2 separate regions of the Homo sapiens genome follow, and region 1 is linked to region 2. The links are chromatin loops, found by intact Hi-C in ENCODE. Cell type or tissue: gastrocnemius medialis. All regions are shown on one strand. Each heading gives the region's core, and the rest is flanking DNA. Links, peaks and the distances in the headings are about the cores only. Region 1 overlaps DLG5 (discs large MAGUK scaffold protein 5). Region 2 overlaps POLR3A (RNA polymerase III subunit A).

What was found. A loop is a pair of places that touch in the nucleus more often than their neighbours do. Peaks named below come from ENCODE experiments on the same cell type or tissue, not always from the same donor. Only the 100,000 strongest peaks of a DNase experiment are listed, where the experiment ranks them.
Region 1: it touches region 2 in a loop (4-fold over the local background); 2 of 110 quality-filtered maps call a loop at or near these places.

What each region holds. Positions count from the first base shown.
Region 1 is chr10:77,901,203-77,914,098 of GRCh38, reverse strand. The region is part of intron 1 of DLG5 (discs large MAGUK scaffold protein 5); the gene reads left to right. It also overlaps the pseudogene RN7SL284P. Among named protein-coding and RNA genes, the nearest start is that of DLG5, 19 kb to the left of the region's middle. RefSeq lists cis regulatory regions at 4,082-4,092, 4,127-4,137 and enhancers at 4,015-4,159, 4,060-4,204, 6,674-6,968, 11,887-12,414, 12,415-12,896. In gastrocnemius medialis, for the core only: a CTCF peak has its summit at 6,071 (motif pointing left); no DNase peak of the experiment used is centred there.
Region 2 is chr10:77,999,513-78,007,512 of GRCh38, reverse strand. It overlaps POLR3A (RNA polymerase III subunit A), which reads left to right. Exons shown (of 31, transcript NM_007055.4): 16 at 2,625-2,797; 17 at 5,205-5,316; 18 at 6,419-6,537; 19 at 7,395-7,532. Among named protein-coding and RNA genes, the nearest start is that of POLR3A, 26 kb to the left of the region's middle. In gastrocnemius medialis, for the core only: CTCF peaks have their summits at 3,097 and 7,072; DNase peaks (open chromatin) are centred at 2,672, 3,102 and 7,134; H3K27ac peaks cover 5,731 bases.

The DNA of each region.
Region 1 (12,896 bases), core at 2,910-10,909, 96 kb after region 2:
TGAGGAAAGGATACTTAGAGGGACTTAGATGCTGCTCATTTTCAGATGGTGCAGGGTATGTGATAAGACCTGATTCTCTTTGATCCCAGAAAGCTGAACATGGTCTGATTGCCAGAAGGTACTTGGAGGTAGAATTGAGTTCATTTTAAGGAAGAACCATTCTCCCTCCCTGTCTTTCTTCCTTTTAAAATTCTATTAAAGACTTTCAAGAGCCAGGCATGGTGGCTTATACCTGTAATCCCAGCGCTTTAGGAGGTCGAGACAGGAGGATTCCTTGAGCCCAGGAGTTTGAGACCAGCCTGGGCAACACGGCAAAACCCCATGTCTACAAAAATAAAAAAAAATTAGCTGAGCAAGGGGACACTGCCTGTATCCCCAGCTATTCGGGAGGCTGAGGCGGGAGGATTGGTTGAGCCCAAGAGTTTGAGGTTGCAGTGAGCTCTGAGTGTACCACTGCACTCCAGCCTGGGAGACAGAGCCAGACCCCAGCTCTAAAAAAGTAAAAAATGAAAAAGACATTCACACATGTGGAAGAACAGAGAGGATAATGTAACAATCACCCATCTCTCCCAACCAAATCCCAGGCAGCATGTCATTTTTCTTATAAATACTTAAAGATGTGTCTCTAAGAGATGAGGCATTAATAATAATTTCTTAATGTTATCAAGTTGCCCGGGTGATGCTCAGTTTTGCTTGTCTCAAAGATGTCATTTTATTGGTGGCTTATTAAAATCAGGATTTTAGCAAGGGCCACCCACTGCATTTAGTTGATGTTGTCTCTGAAGTCTGTTTTATAATCCCTGGCAGCTCCCCTTGCCCAGGCCGGTTGTTTCAGGAAGAACTTTTAAAAATGATTGGTGCTATCCAGCTCTGGAGTGGACTGTTCTAGGTGGCGACTTGCAATCCTGAAACTGTTTAGCCATGGTTTCCTCAGAGGGCTGATGCAAACAATTAAATGAAATAACACGTACAAAGTGTAAATGTCTTTTATGACTTAAGTTTTTTATTTTTATTTTTTTTAGCCATGAGGTCTTTTTTGTTAACTGCACTCTTAGGTGAGAGCCAGATCTGTAAATTAGACGAGAGAGGCACTGATGGGGAGTATGGGCTTGGAGCTTGTCCCTTGAGCTTGTGGCCTTCTTGAGGCTCCTCCACAGGTTTCCCTGGGGTTCTCCACAGTTCACAGAACCCAGTTTGAAAACCACTGGTCTGCTTGCTTTTGGTTTAAGATGCTCCCCATGTGGGAGAGGGAAGCACCACCTGAAAGCCTCACCTTGCTTTGCGTGAGCTGAGCTGGGGTGGTGAGCCACTGCTGGAGCCAGAGGCTGCAGATGGTGTTTTCACTGGGTACTCTTGTCTTCACCTGCTTCCTTTGTAGGTTTCCTCTTGGGATGAACTGTGCTTTTAAAAAAGACACATAGCCACTTTGTGGCGAGTAAAAACCACTCTCTGTTAACCAGGACAGTGATGTGGGGAGGAGCAGAGTGAAAATCCCATCAGAAGGTCAATTGCAGTGAGCAGTGGTTACTTTTTTTTTTTGAAAAATTATTCTTGTGGGCATGCTGGCATGTTCCTGTAGTCCTAGCTACTTGGGAGGCTGAGGAGGGAGGATCGCTTGAGCCCAAGAGTTCTGGGCTGTAGTGTGCTATGCTAATCAGGTGGCCAGTTTGGCATCAATATGGTGACCCTGGGAGCAGGAGACCACCAGGTTGCCTAAGGAGGTCAGAAATGGAGCAGGTTAAAACTCTCATGCTGATCAGTGGTGGGGTCATGCCTGTGAATAGCTACTGCACTCCAACCTGGGCAACATAGTGAGACCCTACCCCATCTCTATAAATAAATTGATAGATAGATATAAATAGAAAAATTAACCTTTTTTTTTTTTTTTTTTTAAAGAGACAGGGTCTTACCCTGTTGCCCATGCTGTCATGATTGATGGCATGATCCTAGCTCAATGTAATCTTGAACTCCTGGGCTCAGGCGATCCTCCTGCCTCAGCCTCCCTGAGTAGCTAGGACAACAGGTACCCACCATCATGCTGAGCTAATTAAAAAAAAAAATTCATAGAGATGGGGTCTCGCTGTGTTGCCCAGGCTGGTCTTGAACTCCTGGCCTTAAGTGATCCTCCCTCCTCAGCCTCCCAAAGTGTTGGGATCACAGGCATGAGTTGCCACACCCAGCCTGTTTTTTTTTTTTTTTAAGAAAATGTTATCACTTGTTTGCCTTACCCCTCTATTGCATAAGAGAACTGTTCGTTTTTATGCGTAAACAAGCTCCTGCTAACATGCAGCCTGCCGTGGGGGCTGCAGGGCTGCCCGTGTGGAAAGCGGTGCCATTAGAGATGGCCATCTCTGACTCAGAGCTGCTGCCCTGGTGGCCACCTCAAGCCAGGGTGTGTTTTCCCTGCCAACAGGATTTTTATAGATGTGGCATGCCTCTCAAACCTCTTCTTCAGAGTCCACCCCAGTTTGCTTGTCTGAATGGTACCTCCCTGGCTCTAAGATGACCCCTGAGTCCCCAAATTAAATCTGCACATATTTGACCATTGCCAATCTGCTATCCAAATGTAGTAAAGATCTTTCCAGCCAATATTGAGGAAGGTGATAGCAAAACAAAGGAAACAAAATCTAATTCTATTTACATATTTTAACGTAAGAAGTAATACTTTAAAATACTTTAATTCTGGCTAGGTGTGGTAGCTTACACCTGTAATTCCAGCACTTTGGGAGGCAGGCGGATTGCTTGAGCCCAGGAGTTCGAGACCAGCCTGAGCAACATAGGGAGACCCCATCTGTACAAAAAATACAAAAATTAGCTGTGGCGCATGCCTGTGGTCCCAGTTGCTTGGGAGACTGAGGTGGGAGGATCCCTTGAACCTGACAGGTAGAGGTTGCATGAGCTGAGATTGGGCCAGTGCACTCCAACCTGGGTGGACAGTAAGACCCTGTCTCAATCAATCAATCAATCAATAAAACACTTTAATTCTTAAAAAAAATATATAGTGGCCTTTTCAGTATTCATGGTAACCTCTATTCTCATTCCAAGTAACCTTTCTTCTCATCTGACCAGAACTTCTTTTCCTGTTTATGTTTTTTTTTTTTTTTTTTTTTTCCTTCAGACAGAATCTCGCTCTGTCACACAGGCTGCACTCCAGACTAGAGTGCAGTGGTGCAGTCTCAGCTCACTGCAACCTCTGACTTCCAGGTTCAAGAGATTCTTGTGTCTCAGCCTCCCCAGTAGCTGGGATTACAGGCGTGTGCCATCACACCCAGGTAATTTTTGGTATTTTTAGTAGAGACGGCGTTTTATCATGTTGGTCGGGCTGATCTCAAACTCTGACTTCAGGTGATCCACCTGCCTTGGCCCCCCAAAGTGCTGGGATTACAGATGTGAACCACGACGCCCGGCCTACATTTCTTAAGGAGCCTATGATTGTTGAATGCCATGGCTGGAAGGGATCTTAGAAACCACTTTGCCCAAACTCCTTATTTTACAAATGAGAAACAGGTCTCTTCCCAGGCTGGGGTTCCTTCCAAGACTTCTTTACCAGGAGCAGGCTGGGTGGGAAGTCTCAGATCCGTGGCTAGTTTTTCCTGACATTCTCCTGGCTTTGTGGGCACCAGCCTTTACAGTGAGGGTGAGCAAGTGACACAGCATCCCAGTTTCTGGACTTGAGCTACAGCCTTTAATTCCTGATCAATGAAAAAAATCTTTTATCAGCCTCTGCAATTGATATTTATCTTTTACAGATGGGCACACTCGGCCAGTAGAGTTTGGTAGCCTGCTCAGGGCCATCAGCTGCTGAGAGGCTAGGCAAGCCCTGGAGTCCTTGTCAGTTTTTTGATAATGACTACCTTTACTCGGTACTGCAGGCCACCCTGTGACCATTTCTGTGGTCTGAGCCTTGCCTACCTCTCCACCTCTCTTCGTCACAGCATTCGTCCATTCATTCAGCAGATGTGTTCTGAGCATCTGTCACACTGGGGGCTTTCTGGATGTAGACGTAGGACGTGATATCTAAATTGAGTGCTGAGTCGGGGAATGGGTCTGATGCTGGCAGGGAGACCCATGACTCCTTTTTGTGACACAGCAGAAACTCTGGGTGCTGGCTGCCGTGGCTTCTTCTTGCTTAGTCACAGGGCAGAGTTCAGGCAGGAAAATGAGGCCACCGGGCCTCTTGTCCCAGGGAAAAAAGCCTTTTATAAAGATAAGAGGATAAGGCCCCGTGGACACTGAGTTGGGACCCACCCTGATAGCCAATCTCAGTAGGAGCTGGATCCAAGAAAAAGCAGGAAAGTAAACAAAACCAAAATGTGCTGGTTTTGAGTCCTTCTCCTGAAAAAAACGGAGCTAAACCCATGGCGGTTTAGAGTTTAGGGGCTGTGGGTGTGAGTATATATGCGCCTATGTATCCCCCCACTCATTTTTGCTAGAAAATGGCAAACCACCTTTCTGTATCTTGTTGCATTTCCCCCGATTTTGTGAGCCCAGGGAGAGAGAACAAAACGGTGACCAGCTGTCCTTGTTTCTGTGGGAAGTTGTGAAATTTCATGTAGTCTTGATCTTTTGTCCTCAGCCACCCTCATTTTTTTTTTAATACCTTTAAGTTCTGGGGTACATGTGCAGAACACGCAGGCTTGTTACATAGGTATACACGTGCCATGGTGGTTTGCTGCACCCATCAACCCGTCATCTACATTAGGTATTTCTTCTGTTGCTATCCCTCTCCTAGACCCCCACCCCTGACAGGCCCTGGTGTGTGATGTTCCCCTCCTTGTGTCCATGTGTTCTCATTGTTCAACTCTCACTTAGGAGTGAGAACATGCAGTATTTGGTTTTCTGTAACCTCCCTCATCTTCAGGCTTCTCATGAGAACTCAGTGGAGCTGGTCACAGTGTCTTCTCCTTGCATGAGATAACACAAGCTTTAGGGTGGAGCCCAGATTCTGACAAGAGTTTATCTGTCTATCTCTCCAGCAAGTACCTGGTCACTACTCTTTACCAGGCTCGGCTAAGTGCTGAGCATGCAAAGATGGAAAGATATCTACCATGAACAATATTCCAACCTGGATTCGTTCTTTTAGCTGGAACATATATATCCTGCTGTTGTGTTTCAAAGGTTTTCCTTTTTAATTGCTCTATTGTGGAGCTTTTAGAAATACCAGAAAATAATCAGCCTAGCTTATACTGACTTCCTCCTTCTCACCTTCCATTTTGTGCTTTATAGCACATGGCAAGTGTTTTTGTGTCTAAAAATCCATCAGATTCTCAGAAGGGCAACAAAGAAGATGGCTTCTCTCCCCCCACCCCCCAGGAGTTTATTGTCTTGTTGGAAAACTTGAACAAGTGGGTATCTAGTAGTACAGATAGTGCCAGACAGGTGAGGCTGCTTGAAGTTTCAGTGCCTAAGGAAGGAGGGTGTATGGTGAGCTGGGCATAGGCAGGCGGCTGGAAGGAGGGAGGTAGACCTGGCGAGGGGAGAGCACAGAGCAGGACTTGGGAGAGAATCCATTCTGTGACTGGCGGGTTTGTCTGGTAATTCAGGGCTTCTGATTGGAGCATTCGCTCAGCAGGTGCTGGAAAAATGAGGCCAGGCCAACCAGCCTCTGCTGTCCTTCCAGTCATTCTCTCTGGGCTGGTTCTCTTGTGAGGCTGCTGGGGCTGGAGAGGGGAATGGGTTGGGTTGGCATTGGGTGGGAGGCTGATGGGTGGTCTGTGATGTGTGAAGGAGGACCCGGTGGCCGCAGGTGGGTAGGTGAGGATGTAGACTGGCTGGCCTTCCCAGGATCCCCTGAGGTGTCTGACTGGCTGTCTGTGAGTTGCTAGGAGGATTGGAAAGCCAGCGTTCTCCCCAGTTTCAACTCTGAGAGTTACAGTGGGGATGTTTGGAAATAGAGTTGGTGTGTCCTCTGGGGAGTGTGGGACATGTTCCTGTGTTGTGGCTGTCTCTTTGGGGAGGAGAAGAGCATGGCTAAGGAGAGAGGGGGCTGAGGGTACCTCTGCTTTCCAGGCCTCATGTCCTCACCTCTGCAGTGGGATCCGTGACTCCCTCGCCCTCTTGTGGCTTGTGTGAAAGGTAGGTGGCTGCTGCAGGTTCATGGCCACACATGGGTGGTTGTATGCTGTGTAGGTGGTAGGTGTTGTGTTGCATAGGATACTTTATTATTTTTGTATTTATTTTCTCATTTGATCTCACCAGCAACCTTTTAGGGGTCCTTACCTGACCTTACAAGTGAGGAAACAGGTAAGGAAGGCCGGGTTACTCAGGAGTCAGTTTAGGAGAGTAATTAAGAGCCTGTACCTGAGCCAAGATACTGGGTTTGAATCCTGAATCTGCCACTTACCGTGACCATGGCCAAATTGCTTTCTCTCTCTGTGCCTTGGTTTCCTCATCTGTGGAATGGGGATAATAACAGGACCTTGTATTGTGAGGGTTAAATAAGTTAGTAAGTGTTGACAGCAGTGTGTGGCACATGGTAAGTACTGTGTAAGCGTAAGCTGCTATATTTATGTGTGTATTTGAGACAGGGTATAACTCTGTTGCCCAGGCTGGAGTGCAGTGGCATGATCTCAGCTCATGGCCACCTCCACCTCACAGGCTCAATTGATTATCCTACCTTAGCCTCCTGAGTAGCTGCAACTATAGGTGCATGCCACTGTGCCTGGCTACTTTTTGTATTTTTTATAGAGACAGGGTTTCACCATGTTGCTCAGGCTGGTCTTGAACTTCTGGGCTAAAGTGATCTGCCTGCCTTGGCCTCCCAAAGTGCTGAGATAACAGGCATGAGTCACCGCGCCGGCCCAGTTATTTTCATTCTTATGATTGTCCCAGTTCCATGGCTGTTTAAGTGGCATAGGGGGGCAGGAGCCCAGCCATGACATCCAGGGCGGGTTGGTTGGTTTGTTTCTCCCTACTCTACCCCCAACTCAGGGTGTGGTCTACAGACCAGTGCTGGTTTGCAATCTTCTGGTTCCTGGTCTGTGATGAAGTAAGCAAGCACAGAGATTGAGTGTTTAGCAACCTTTAGAGCAACTTGACCTTGCTAGTACTCATTGAACAGGTATAGACTGCTTCAGTGTTGTCAGATCACGTGGTGAGTGGTGTGTAGTGTGAGCTGCAGGTAAGTCATCAATAGAAGGATGATGTGATTGCAAATAAAAAAGTGGAGCTCTGGGCCAGGCGCGGTGGCTCATACCTGTAATCCCAGCACTCTGGGAGCCTGAGTCAGGTGGATCACCTGAGGTCGGGAGTTCAAGGCCAACCTGGCCAACATAGTGAAACCCCATGTCTACTGAAAAATATAAAAATTAGCTGGGCATGGTGGTACGTGCCTGTACTTCCAGCTGCTCGGGAGGCTGAGATAGGAGAGTCGCTTGAACTGGGGAGGTGGATGGTGGAGTGAGCCAAGATTGTGCCACTGCACTCCAGCCTGGGCAACAGAGTGAGACTCCATCTCAGGAAAAAAAAAAAAAAAAAAAAAAGTGGAGCGCAGCACTGTTGCTGCCCATCCTGAACAGTCGACCTCCTTGGGAGGAGCCTCAGCCAGTGGGAGAAGGTGGGATTGATGGCATTTTGTAGGCCAGTGCATGACATTTGTGTTCCAGAAGTCCCTGACGATTCAAGAAAGTGAGGCCTCACAGTGGAGACTTATCAATGAGCAGTTGTTTCCATTTCACACCAGTGATGCTTACGGTACAAGTGCTTTTCCTGCCATTCCCTTAGCAGGTACGGTTCAGTCAGGTTTGGTAAGAATCCATACTGGAACACAACCTTGAGCTCGATCCTGTTTCACCTCTTAGACTGGTGGGAACTAGAAAGCTGGATGCTGCCTATCAGCAGTGGGTGTGGGGATGCAGGAACTCTTGCCTTTGCAGTTGCAGCTGTCCTGGAGCCTCTGGCAGGGTACCAGCAAAGCCCTGACCCAGAAGCCCCTCCCATGGGTGTCAGTTCCCCAGGTTCTCATGCAGGTCCTAAGGGGAAGGTCCAGGGTGTTCACTGCAGTGTTGTTTGTGGTGGTGAGGTAGAGCTGGATGTCCATTCCTGCAGAGCAAATGGGTATAATGGGTGGGTATGAGTCTGTAGTCCCTTGCAGCAATTCCAAGTGACTGGTGAGAAGCACACGTGGCAGGCAGCATGATGTATTTAAATGCACAGTGCTCAGTGAAAACATAAGAAATAGAGCATGGATGGTGCAGTGCTATTATGTAGATTGCTGATATAGAACAATACCCATCTTGCAAGAATATGAACAGATTAACACAAGAGAATGGTTGACTGTGGGTGAGGGGAGGGAAATGGGAATAAAAGGAAATAAATAAGACGAGAGAGAGAAGAGGAAATAAATACATCTCTTTCCCATCCTAGTGCTGTCTTTGAGGGGAGGGTCTTGGCTGTGCTCCATCACTCAACTCTGTGGCACCTTGTGCCTTGGCTGAGCTGGCAACCTCAGGCAGGTCGTTCACCCAGAAATGGTCTTGGTAAAGAGTTACCCATGCTGTTACATAGCTGTTAAGGTCACCAGGTGGGGAGGGACAACTTCAGGTCATGTGATAGTTGACACAGCAGGGACAAGGGTGTTTTTAACGTAGGGACAAGGATGATTAGCTAGGTGATTGTGGAAGGAAGAGGTGCGCAAACACTTGATTTAAAGATGGCATTGTGAATATGCATCAGCAGTGCTTGTAAAAACCCATATTCTCATCTTGGCCATAGTGGAAAAAGTATGAATGGTCTAGGAAAACAACCACTCCATTCCACGTGTTTATTGAGCTTGTGATACTACATAAGACAGGAAGATGGGCTGGATGAGGTGACTCATGCCTGTAATCCCAGCACTTTTGGAGGCCGAGGTGGGAGGATCGATTGAGCCCAGGAGTTTGAGACCAGCCCGGGCAACACAGTGACAACTCATCTCTATGAAAATATTTTTAAAAATGACAAGGAGCCAGGAGAGTTTTTTTTTTTTTTTTGAGATGAAGTCTCGCTCTTGTCGCCCAGGCTAGAGTGCAGTGGCGCGATCTCGGCTCACTGCAACTTCTGCCTCCCGGGTTCAAGTGATTCTCCTTCCTCAGCCTCCCGAGTAGCTGGGATTACAGGCACCTGCCACCACACCCGGCTAATTTTTGTATTTTTAGTAGAGATGGGGTTTCACCATGTTGGTCAGGCTGGTCTCAAACTCCTGACCTCAGGCAATCCACCCGCCTCAGCCTCTCAAAGTGTTGGGATTACAGGCCTGAGCCACCGCGCCCGGCCGGAGCCAGGAGATTTTACCTTCAGGAAAGTAAAACTCTGCTCAGGATTAGGAGCAACATGTTTTTGTTTTTTTTTTTATTTGGAAGAACAGGATGTTTAATTTGACTTACAGTTCCACATGGCTGGGAGGTCTCATAATCATGGCAGAGGGCAAAAGGCACTGCTTACAATGTGGCAGCAAGAAAGAATGAGGAAGAAGCAAAGGCGGAAACCCCTGATAAACCCATCAGATCTCCCGAGACTTACTATCACAAGAATAGCATGGGAAAGACCGGCCCTTATGATTCAGTTACCTCCCCGTAAGTCCCTCCCACAACACGTGAGAATTCTGGGACATATAATTCAGTTGAGATTTGAATAGGGACACAGCCAAATCATTATCATTCCACCCCTGGCCCCTCCAAATCTCAGGTCCTCACATTTCAAAACCAATCATGCCCTCCCAACAGTCCCCCAAAGTCTTAACTCATTTCAGAATTAATCCAAAAGTCCACAGTCCAAAGTCTCATCTGAGACAAGGCAAGTCCCTTCCGCCTATGAACAGTTCCACATGGCTGGGGAGGTCTCATAATCGTGGTGGAGGGCAAAAGGCACTTCTAACATGGTGGCAGCAAGACAGAATGAGAGGAGCAACATGTTCTTTTTCCTTTTGTTGAGATGGGGGTTTTGCCATGTTGCCCAGGCTGAAGTGCAGTGGCCATTCATAGGCGTGATCATTGTGCACTACAGCCTCAAACTCTTGGACTCAAGTTATCCTCCCACTGATCCTCCCACTGCAGCCTCCTGAGTAGCTGAGATACAGGTGCACACCACCACACTTGACTTAGAGCAGCCTTTTAATTGCCAGAAACCACTGTTAAGGAATTGCGAGAGCTCTTGTTTTCTGGGAATATTCAAGTAGAACCTCAGCCATGTCAGGGAAGGAGTTCTATCACCTTCATGGTGTATGTAGATGCCATCTGCAGTCCTTCCTGCACTAATTGAAGTGGGCTCCAAGTTTTAGGTCTGATGCTGTAACAGGCAGAATATCCCTTATCCAAAATACTTAGGACCAGAAGTATTTCCGATTTTTGATTATTTTTGGATTTTGGAATATTCCCATATACATAATGAGATATCCTGGGGATGGGACCGAAGTCTAAACATGAAATTCATTTATGTTTCATATATACCTTCTACATATAGCTTAAAAGTGATTTTTTTTTTTTTTTTTTTTGAGATGGAGTTTCAAAACAGAGTCTCACTCTGTTGCCCAGGCTGAAGTGCAGTGTCACGATCTCGGCTCACCGCAACCTCTGCCTCCCAGGTTCAAGCGATTCTCCTGCCTCAGCTTCCCCAGTAGCTGGGATTACAGGTGCCCACCACCATGCCCGGCTAATTGTATTTTTAATTTTATTTTTCTTTTTTATTTTTTTTTTTGAGACAGAGTCTCACTCTATCACCCAGGCTGGAGTGCAGTGGTGCAATCTCAGCTCACTGCAACCTCTGCCTCCCGAGTTCAAGCAGTCCTCCTGCCTCAGCCTCCCGAGTAGCTGGGACTACAGGCACGTGCCACCACGCCCGGCTAATTTTTGTATTTTTAGTAGAGACGGGGGTTCTCCATATTGGCCAGGCTGGCCTCGAACTCCTGACCTCAAGCAATCCGCCTGCCTCGGCCTCCCAAAGTGCTGGGATTACAGGCGTGAGCCGCTGCGCCCGGCTGCTTAATGGTGATTTTATACACTATTTTAAATAATTGTGTGTATGAAACAAAGTGTATGTACATTGAACCATCAGAATGCAAAGGTGTTACTATCTCATGTTGATGCTCTGAAAGTTTGGGATTCTGGAGCATTTTGGATTTTTGAATGAGGGATGCTCAATGGCTCGTTTATTTATTTATTTATTTTTTGAGACGGAGTCTCGCTCTGTCGCCCAGAATGAGGGATGCTCAATGGCTCGTTTATTTATTTATTTATTTATTTATTTATTTTTTTATTTATTTTTTGAGATGGAGTCTCGCTCTGTCGCCCAGACTGGAGTGCAGTGGTACGATCTCGGCTCACTGCAAGCTCCGCCTGCTGGGTTCACGCCATTCTCCTGCCTCAGCCTCCCGAGTAGCTGGGACTACAAGCGCATGCCACCACGCCTAGCTAATTTTTTGTATTTTTAGTAGAGATGGGGTTTCACCATGTTAGCCAGGATGGTCTCGATCTCCTGACCTCATGATCCGCCCACCTCGGCCTCCCAAAGTGCTGGGATTACAGGTATGAGCCACCGCGCCCGGCCCTCAATGGCTCGTTTTTAATGGGAGCACAGTCTTGCCTGATTGAGATTTATGTCACCAGTTCTTCTTGATTGGAGATGTAGAGATTTCCCATTTTTTCTGTACTTACAATGCTGCGGTGCATCACCTCATGCTATAGATCTTTGTATGCTTCTTTATTTTCTCAGGATGAATTCCTAGAAGTGGTGCTGTTGGGTCAAAGGGTGTGGACTTTGAACGGCTGTTGATACAAATTGCTGGGCTGAAACAGCAGTCCTGGGTTCACGCTTGGGGTTCCCCGGGTGCAGTCTTTGGATTGGCTTTTTCAGAGTCACTGGGGAAGCTTCTGAAAGATTAAACCCCTTGGCCTCACCCTAGGTCTGTGAATCAGAACCTGGGTGTGGGCTGGACCCCAGGGGTTCCTTTTACTCGGTGTTTGGGAAATAGGCACGGCATCTCCTCAGTGTCCAAGCCTGTCCTGGAAGGGAGACAGAGACCACACCTGTCTGTTCCCTCTAAGGGAGAGCTGTGGTGTGAGTGCAGCTCGGTGGCAGCGAGTGAGAGGAGCTCAGTTTAGGGACTTGGCTCTGGGTGTCACTTTGTTCCTCTGTAAAGTGGGAGTGGCCTTGGGGAGTCTAATGTGCTAATACCAGCATACGAGTGAGTATTTCTCTTACTAATGTCATAAGATGAGAAGGATCTCATAGTTGGCTTTCTGGCTGGGCCAGGCCAGATCTGGGAAGAGTGTGCAGGGAGAAGTGGGTCAGGACAGAGAGCTCGTCTTTCCAGCCCTTCCCCAGGGGGACCTTGGGCTGCTCCACCGTTGGAGCCGGGTGCTGTTGGCTCAGGCCCACTGTGGGTCCTGGCGTCCTTATGTCCAGGTCAGCAAAGAGGAGCTGCTTTTGCCAGGGGTTGCTGCATCCTGTGCCTAGAAGTGAGAGTGCCAGGAGGCTGGGGTGTGGGCTTCCCAGCCATTGTCTGCAGTGCGGGAAGGAGGCCCCAAGGTGCCTCCCCACCCGTCAGCGTGGACCGCAGAAGTCACGGATGCTGCCTTTCTGATGCGATGCAGCAGTCTTTCCTCAGAGGGCCATAGCTGCACTGTGTGGATGTGCTACTTCCTGACACCGGCGTTAGTCCAGATGGGTTTGCTCAGGTGCACCCAGCCAAGGGGTAACTCTTTGCCAGGTGTAACCTCCAGGATGCTACTGTAGATGGGCTGTTTACCAGTTGTCCCTGTAAAGGTCAAGTCTGCTCTGACGGCCCTGTTTCTTGGTCTGTAAGTCAGAAGGAACATCATTTATTCACTTCTTCAAGTAAACGTACTGTGCTGTAGTAGTCAGGATGAATGGTCCACATTAGGGAGCAGACGGCAGCACAGCTGACTTGGGGACTGATAAGT
Region 2 (8,000 bases), core at 1-8,000:
ACAGATTTGAATTTGCTTTTCAGTTCTCTTCTCAAAACCAGCAGTAGCTCCCTACGGTCTTCTAGACAGGGTTAGATTATAAACCATCCTTGATGGGCTGCTTCCAAGGTCCCTGTGGAAGCACTAGAACACTTGGGGCTATCCATGATTCAGTTCTCCAAGATTACTCAATATTTGCCTACTATGCTTTCACTGTTCTATTTTGTTTGTTTGTTTGTTTGCTCATGCTTTGAGTGGGCCATGAGTCAAGTGATGTTTGCATGCCCCCAAAACTTTATTCCACTCTTATACTTGCCTGGGTATACAATTTTAGATTGAAAATTATTTTCCCTCAGAATTTTGAAGGTACTGCTCTACTTTCTTCTTGCTTTCAGAGTTGTTGTTAACAGGTATTGTCGTTCTTATTCCCCAGTTTTTGTATTTGATTTTTTTTTGTTTTTTGAAGATAGGGTCTTGCTCTGTCACCCAGGCTGTAGTGCAGTGGTGTGATCTTGGCTCACGCAGCCTCTCGAGCAGCTGGGACTACAGGCATGTGCCACCATGCCCAACTAAGTTTTGTAGAAATGAAGTCTCACCATGTTGCCCAGGTTGGTCTTGAACTCCTGGTCTCAAGTGATCCACCTGCCTCCACCTCCCAAAGTGCTAGGATTACAGGCATTAGCTACCATGCCTGGCCCTTGAATTGTTTTTTTCATTTTAGAAACTTTCAGAATCCTCTCTGTTCTCACTGTGAAAGTTCACAACAATATACCTTTGGTGTGGGTCTTTTTTCATTCACTGTGCTAAGCACTGAGTAATTTCATTTAATCTGCAGCTGTGTGTCCTTCCATTCGGGAAATTTTATGTTATTTCTTTAATAATTTTCTCTCTTTTACTTTCTCTGTTCTTTCTTTTTGGAACTTCAGTTAATTACATATTAGAACTCCTAGATTAATTATCTAATTATCTTCTTTTCCATTTGCCATTTCTTTATTCTAGATTCACTTTATCTTTTAATACTTCTGTTGATTTTTAAAATTTTATCACTGTCATGTATTTAATTTCCAATACTATTTTTCAATATACTTATTCACAGGTAGTGTTTTTGTTTCTTTTTTTTTTTTTTTTTTTTTTTTTTGAGACAGAGTCTTGCTCAGTCGCCAGGCTGGAGTGCAGTGATGCAATCTCAGCTCGCTGCAACCTCCGCCTCCCAGGCTCAAGTGATTCTCCTGCCACAGCCTCCCGAGTAACTGGGACTACAGGTGCCTGCCACCATGCCCGGCTAATTTTTGTGTTTTTAGTAGAGACGGGGTTTCACCATGTTGGCCAGGGTGGTCTCGAACTCCTGACCTCAAGTGATCTGCCCACCTCGGCCTCCCAAAGTGCTGGGATTACAGGCGTGAGCCACTATGCCCAGGCTGTTTTGTTTTTAAAGCTTTCTTGTTTTGATCCCTGAATGTATCTTCTCTGATCACTCTGAGAGAATATTATTCATAGTTTTATTATATTTGCTTCCTGAATTTTCTGTATCCTTTTACTTTCTTTTTCCTGTGCATTTGTGTCTTTTGTCTTTCATGTTAAAATCTTTCCTCAAATATCTGGTGGTCCTTGAGGAGTAAGGACTGAAACACTGATTGGAAATGGAGCTGACTGGTTGATGGACCTCTCAGTTTTTTTATATAAAAGGAATATACAGACTTTCCCTCAGTGCTCTTGTTTACAGTTATTTCATCTGCCTGGTATTCCCAGACCCAGAGCCTCTCTGATTCCATTTCGCTGGGAGCGAACTCCCATCTCCTACAGGAATAAGGGCCTGGAGCCTTCCTTATACAGACTTTCCACTAGGTTTCCTTGTTTCCAGCACATTCATCATTTCCAGCAGTTGCAGAACCTAATGATCTCATTTCTGAGCCTTTCCAGGCCCATTAGTCCTCTCATCTACAGATACTTGTAGGTCATACCTTCCTATCCTGCTAAGCCAGAAGCCACTCATTCACTCTCTTTATTTCTACATACAGTATATTGTGGCTAGGATCAATGGTGGCACCTAGTTCCATCAAAGTTGGAGAATACTTTTTTGTGTGTGTGACACAGGGTCTTGCTCTGTTGCCCAGGCTGGAGCGCAGTGATGTGATTATGGCTCATTGCAACCTCCACCTCCCAAGTAGCTGGGACTACTGGCATGTGCCACCATGCCCGGCTAATTTTTTAAGGTTTTTGTAGAGATGAGGCTGATCACAAACATCTGGGATCAAGCGAGCCTCCTGCCTCAGCCTTCCAAAGTGCTGGGATTATAGGCGTGAGCCACTGCACCCAGCCCTCAGGCCACCCTTTAGTGTTTAATGTCACTCTGCTTTAGATAATAGTTGGAAACGGTATTGTGTTTCCCCACCAGATCGTAAGGTCTCTGAGAGAAGTCAGTTGAGTCCTAGTCATTTTGTGTAACTCCCTAATGACTGAGAAAGAAAGCCATTATTTAATTGAATTGTGATGAATTCTGTGAAGATATACACTTTTTTATACTTTAAACTATACATACATAGTTTATATATAGTACAAACTATATCTAGCAGGCATAAACTGTATTTAGTAGGTTTGCTGAGTCTCATTTATGGCCCTTTCTTCCTGCTCTACCAACTCAACAGCTAACCGTGGTTTCTCAATTGGGATCGGTGATGTCACACCTGGCCAAGGACTGCTGAAGGCCAAGTATGAGTTGCTGAATGCCGGCTACAAGAAATGTGATGAGTACATCGAAGCCCTGAACACGGGCAAGCTGCAGCAGCAGCCTGGCTGCACTGCTGAGGAGACCCTGGAGGTGAGCCCGGCCCTTTGGTTCAGGGTCGCCACTTGCCGTGCACAGTGGCTACGGTGGTGCTCTCTGGGGTTGTGCTGAGCCATGAATAGAGGTAGCAAAGGAGTGGGCAAGTCAAGGCATTGGCGTCTGTCCTGTTGGGGCCCAGGGCTCACTGTGTATGTCCTCGTCTGTCCTGTTGGGGCCCTGGGCTCACTGTGTGTGTCCTTGTTTGTTTCCTGAGGGTAGGGCCTTTCATCAGATCCTCATGTCCCTCCTAACTTTCACATCCAGGTGGTGAAAACATAGCCATCTGTTCATTCGGCCACACGAGGCTGCTCTTGTTCTGGTGGCACACTCAGGTCCCTTCTGTAACTGGTACTCGAGTGCTCCTGCCTTTTCTATTTTCAGCATCCTTCAAGTAGAAACTGACACCACAGCTCTTTGGTTTTTGGGGGTTTGGTTTTTTTTGTTTTTGTTTTTGTTTGAGACGGAGTCTCGCTTTTCATAGTTTTATGAAGCACTCCAGCCAGGCTGGAGTGCAGTGGTACGATCTTGGCTCACTGCAACGTCTGACTCCCTGGTTCAAGCAATTCTCCTGCCTCACCCTCCCAAGTAGCTGGGATTACAGGCACATGCCACCATGACCAGCTAATTTTTGTATTTTTAGTAGAGACAGGGTTTCACCATGTTGGCCAGCACGGTCTCGATCTCCTGACCTCGTGATCTGCCCACCTTGGCCTCCCAAAGTACTGGGATTACAGGTGTAAGCCACTACGCCCAGCCAGTTTTTTTGTTGTTGTTTTGTTTTAAGATGGAGTCTCACTTTGTCGCCCAGGCTGGAGTGCAGTGGTGCAATCTCATCTCACTGCAACCTCTACCTCCTGGGTGCAAGCAATTATCCCTGCCTCAACATCCTAAGTAGCTGGGATTACAGGCGCCCACCACCATGCCCAGCTAATTTTTTTTTTGCATTTTTAGTAGAGGCGGGGTTTTGCCATGTTGGCCAGCCTGGTCTCGAACTCCTGACCTCAGGTGATCCACCCACCTCGGCTTCCCAAAGTGCTGGAATTACAGGCATGAGCCACCGTGCCCAGCCTCACCACAGCTCTTTGAATGTATGGTCTTTGAAAGAGACTTGGATGCGGAAGAGGGAGAATTCATGTCTAATAGTCACATCCCCAGCCTGCTGCCCCTCATTTGAAACTATTTTAGCTAAGATCTCAACCAGCATGGGTCAGAATCAGAATCACCACCAGCCTGTGAGAACCTGAAACTCCCTCAGCAGTCTGAGTGCACCAGGCTTTCACCTGGCCGTCTTCTGCCTCACCGATAAACCCGTGGCACTGAGCTTTGACTCACCTGAGTGTGGAAGAAAGGCTCTTTAAGCATTGGGAAGTTTTCTAATGAAATACATTTTCTAAAGCAGGGAGAAACCAGAATTTTGTGAGGTATTTACCATTAGCTCATTCTTAATCTTACTGAGTCTTAGAGAGAGAGAAAAGGATATCCCTCACCGGTACCTCCTAGAAAATTACTTGAGACCTCGGCAGCAGCAATTTTTCATGGAACCAGACTTGTAACTGATTCAGCATCCTAGTTTGTAAGTTGAGGAGTAACTGTGGATGAGCTCATGAGCCGGAATATTCTTGTGAAGTCACCTCATCACATGCCTAGCTTGCAGACATTCAGATGTGTGCTTGGCAAGAAAAAGTAGAAAGACAAATTTACAAATAGTACAGGCAATTCTCTTTTACATACCACATATTATCTTATATATTTGTATGGGGTGCATGTGTGTGTCCACACAGCTATTTATATACAGATATTTTGTTGTGTAGGGTAGTATACACAAAGCCATACATTCTACCTTATGGGCCATTTAAAGGATTCTTCAAGTTTTTATTACTGTCAATTTTAGGCCAGGCTTGGTGGCTTATGCCTATAATCAAGGCAGGAAGATCCCTTGAGGCCAGGAGTTCAAGTCCAACCTGGGCAGTATAGCAAGACCCCATCTCTACAAAAAAAATTTTAAAAATTAGCCAGGCCTGGTAGGGACATATACCTGTAGTCCTAGCTACTCAGGGGTCTGGGGCAGGAGGATCACTTGAGCCCGGGAGTTTGAGGCTGCAGTGAGCTGTGATTATGCCATTGTACACCAACCTCAGCAACAGAGTGAGATCCTGTCTCCAACAAAAACAAAAAAAAGATAAACTGTTTGCCTTATACACCAATTTTAGAACCTTGTAGAAGATGTACATGTTCATATAGCCAGGGCATTTTGCTCCTCTAAGGTTCTGAAACATTTACTGATCGGAAATCGGGCATCTTGCCTCAGTATTTTCAAATTTCTTTAAATGTTAGATTGAACATTTGTAATCCACAGAGACAATGAGGACAACCCACCAAGGATCTCCTTTTCTCCCACTAGGCACTGATCCTGAAGGAGCTGTCTGTGATCCGTGACCACGCTGGCAGTGCCTGCCTCCGGGAGCTGGACAAGAGCAACAGCCCCCTCACCATGGCTCTGTGCGGCTCCAAAGGTCTGCATGCCCCTCTCTCACCTGCTGGCAGTGTGTTCTCCGTACAGGCTGTTTGGCTCCAGAAAATGTGATAGTCACAGCTCCAAACAGACATTTCATTTATTTAAGGGATCTTTTTAAATCAGAGAGAGAGACTTAATTATTTGCATTTTGGGAAGTTTAACTGCTTTGAAGGAACTTGTTGGTAATGTGTCTGGATTCTGAGTTTGAGGGTGCTTTGAGCAACGTGGTCTTTAAAAAAAAATGAGGCCAGATGCAGTGGCTCATGCCTGTAATCCCAGCACTTTGGGAGGCTGAGGCCGAGGCCGATTGATTGCTTGAGCCCAGGAGTTTGAGATCAGCCTGGGCAATATGCCAAAACCCCATCTCTACAAAAAATACAAAAAAAAAAAAATTAGCTGGGCGTGGTGGCTTGTGCCTGTCGTCCCAGCTAATCAGGAGGCTGAGGTGGGAGGATCACTTGAGCCCAGCAGGTCAGGCAGGTTGAAGCAGAAGAAAGCCAGGGATTTTTTAATGTACTTAATGATGTGGCATAATTCTTCTATTTTGTAGATACCGAGGCCCTCAAAGCATTTGGTTTTATGATAATGCATTCAAATTCAAAACCTCTGTGCTTCTATTTCTGTACACTTTTTTTTTAAACAGGATAAAGTCCAGTCTCTTTAACTTTGCTGCCTTTTACCCCATTGCTCTCCTGCTTCCTACCCTCAGGACATAGCCCACACTTTTCCATTTCTCTGTCTTTGCTTCCTACTTTCCCACCCACTTTGGAATTCCTCCCCCTCTCCCTTTATGTCCAAATCATAATGTCCTCCAGGAGTCCAACCTGGACTTGCTGAAGCCTCCTTGAAGACTCACCTGTCACTTCCCCAGCCTTTCCTCCAACCCACACATGCTCCTGGCTCCTCTCGCCGTCGTTCCGCCTTTCTTGGGTTCCTGACAGCTCCTTGTTGTCTTGATTGTATTTCTGTCTTCTACTGTTCCAGGACCATGACCTCATTGAGCATAAGGGCCTATTCCTGTTTTACCCTTCCAATCTGCATGCACTTCAATTAGTGTTATTTTGGTAAATGAATGTTACATTTCTGGTCCATGTCCCCAGGTTCCTTCATTAACATATCACAGATGATTGCCTGTGTGGGACAGCAGGCCATCAGTGGCTCTCGAGTGCCAGACGGCTTTGAAAACAGGTCCTTGCCTCATTTTGAAAAACACTCAAAGGTAAGCAGTAGCAGATCAGGTAGAACTGTGAAGATCTCTTAATCTACACTTTCCTCCAAGGAACACAGACCTATTCAGATCAAAGACCGTTGGCCAATTTCATGTGGAGTTTTATATATGTATTTTTTGCCATTTTATTAAGATACACTTCAGGCCGGGCACAGTGTCTCATGCCTGAAATTCTAGCACTTTGGGAGGCCAAGGCAAGAGGATTGCTTGAGGCCAGGAGTTCGTCTGGCCAACATAGCGAGACCCCATCTCTACAAATAAATAAACTTTAAATACATATATACTTCATATGTAATTATTACAATTATACTTCATATATAATTTACCCATGTAAGGCACACAGTTCAGTGACTGTTAATCACAGAGCTGTGCAGCCATCACTACAACCTACTTTTAGAACATTTTCAGTGCCCAGAATGAAACCCTGTAGACATTGACAATGCATGGTTATGTTTTGTAGGTGGGCAGGTCTGGCCCACAGGAAGGATATCTTGAAGGTGTCATTTCCCAGGGAATGGGCAGGCAGCCTCCATCCACAGGGTGTCCTCTGAGGTCCTTGACTGCTTGCCTATTTTAAGGAGAGCATCCAGATCTTAGGTTTCCCTCTCTTGGGCCACTTGCCTGCCACTGGCACCAGCACCAGCCCTGGCTGGGCCCTCATTCTCCTTGTCCCTGGTATAAAGTATTTCTCCATAAGGAAAGGGCAAAGAAAGCCTGCCATTTAGTGAGAATATACTGGCCAGGTATTTATAGTCTCAAGGTGGGGCATTTTCTGATTTGAGTGGATTTCAGAATCGTGGGCCTTGAACTTTTTTTGTTTGATTTTTCTTTTTTCTACCTCTCTTTAGCTCCCAGCTGCCAAAGGCTTTGTGGCTAATAGCTTTTATTCCGGTTTGACACCAACTGAGTTTTTCTTCCACACAATGGCCGGCCGGGAAGGTCTAGTCGACACGGCTGTAAAGACAGCTGAAACGGGATACATGCAGGTAACCTGAAGAAATGTAGGCCATTAGCAACAGAGCAGGACAGAGCTCTGTGGGTTTTGACTATTGAGTACACGTTTTGCACATGAGCTGTAATTTATCTAGTCTTGGGTTAAATTTAAAAGGAAAAAATGTAGAAAGGTAGATGCCCTGGAAATGAACAACCAAAAAAAATGTAGTATGTTCCGAATCATCCTATGATGATCAAGACCAGGCCAGAGCCACGCATAGCAAAGCGCTGTTAGAGGAGAACATGGATGGAAGTACATTGTGGGATATGTCATTCAACCTCACTAAGCCTCGCTTTACTAACACGTGACAATGAGGGTTATTGCAAGGCCTCTGCCTCTCTCTTTGCAACTATTTATGTAACTCATTATTAATATCATTCTAATTAACTCTAATGACCTATTCCAGTGCTTGCTGCGGGGCTTGGATGCTTAGAAGGAAAGCATTTCCTCAGAGAGTGTA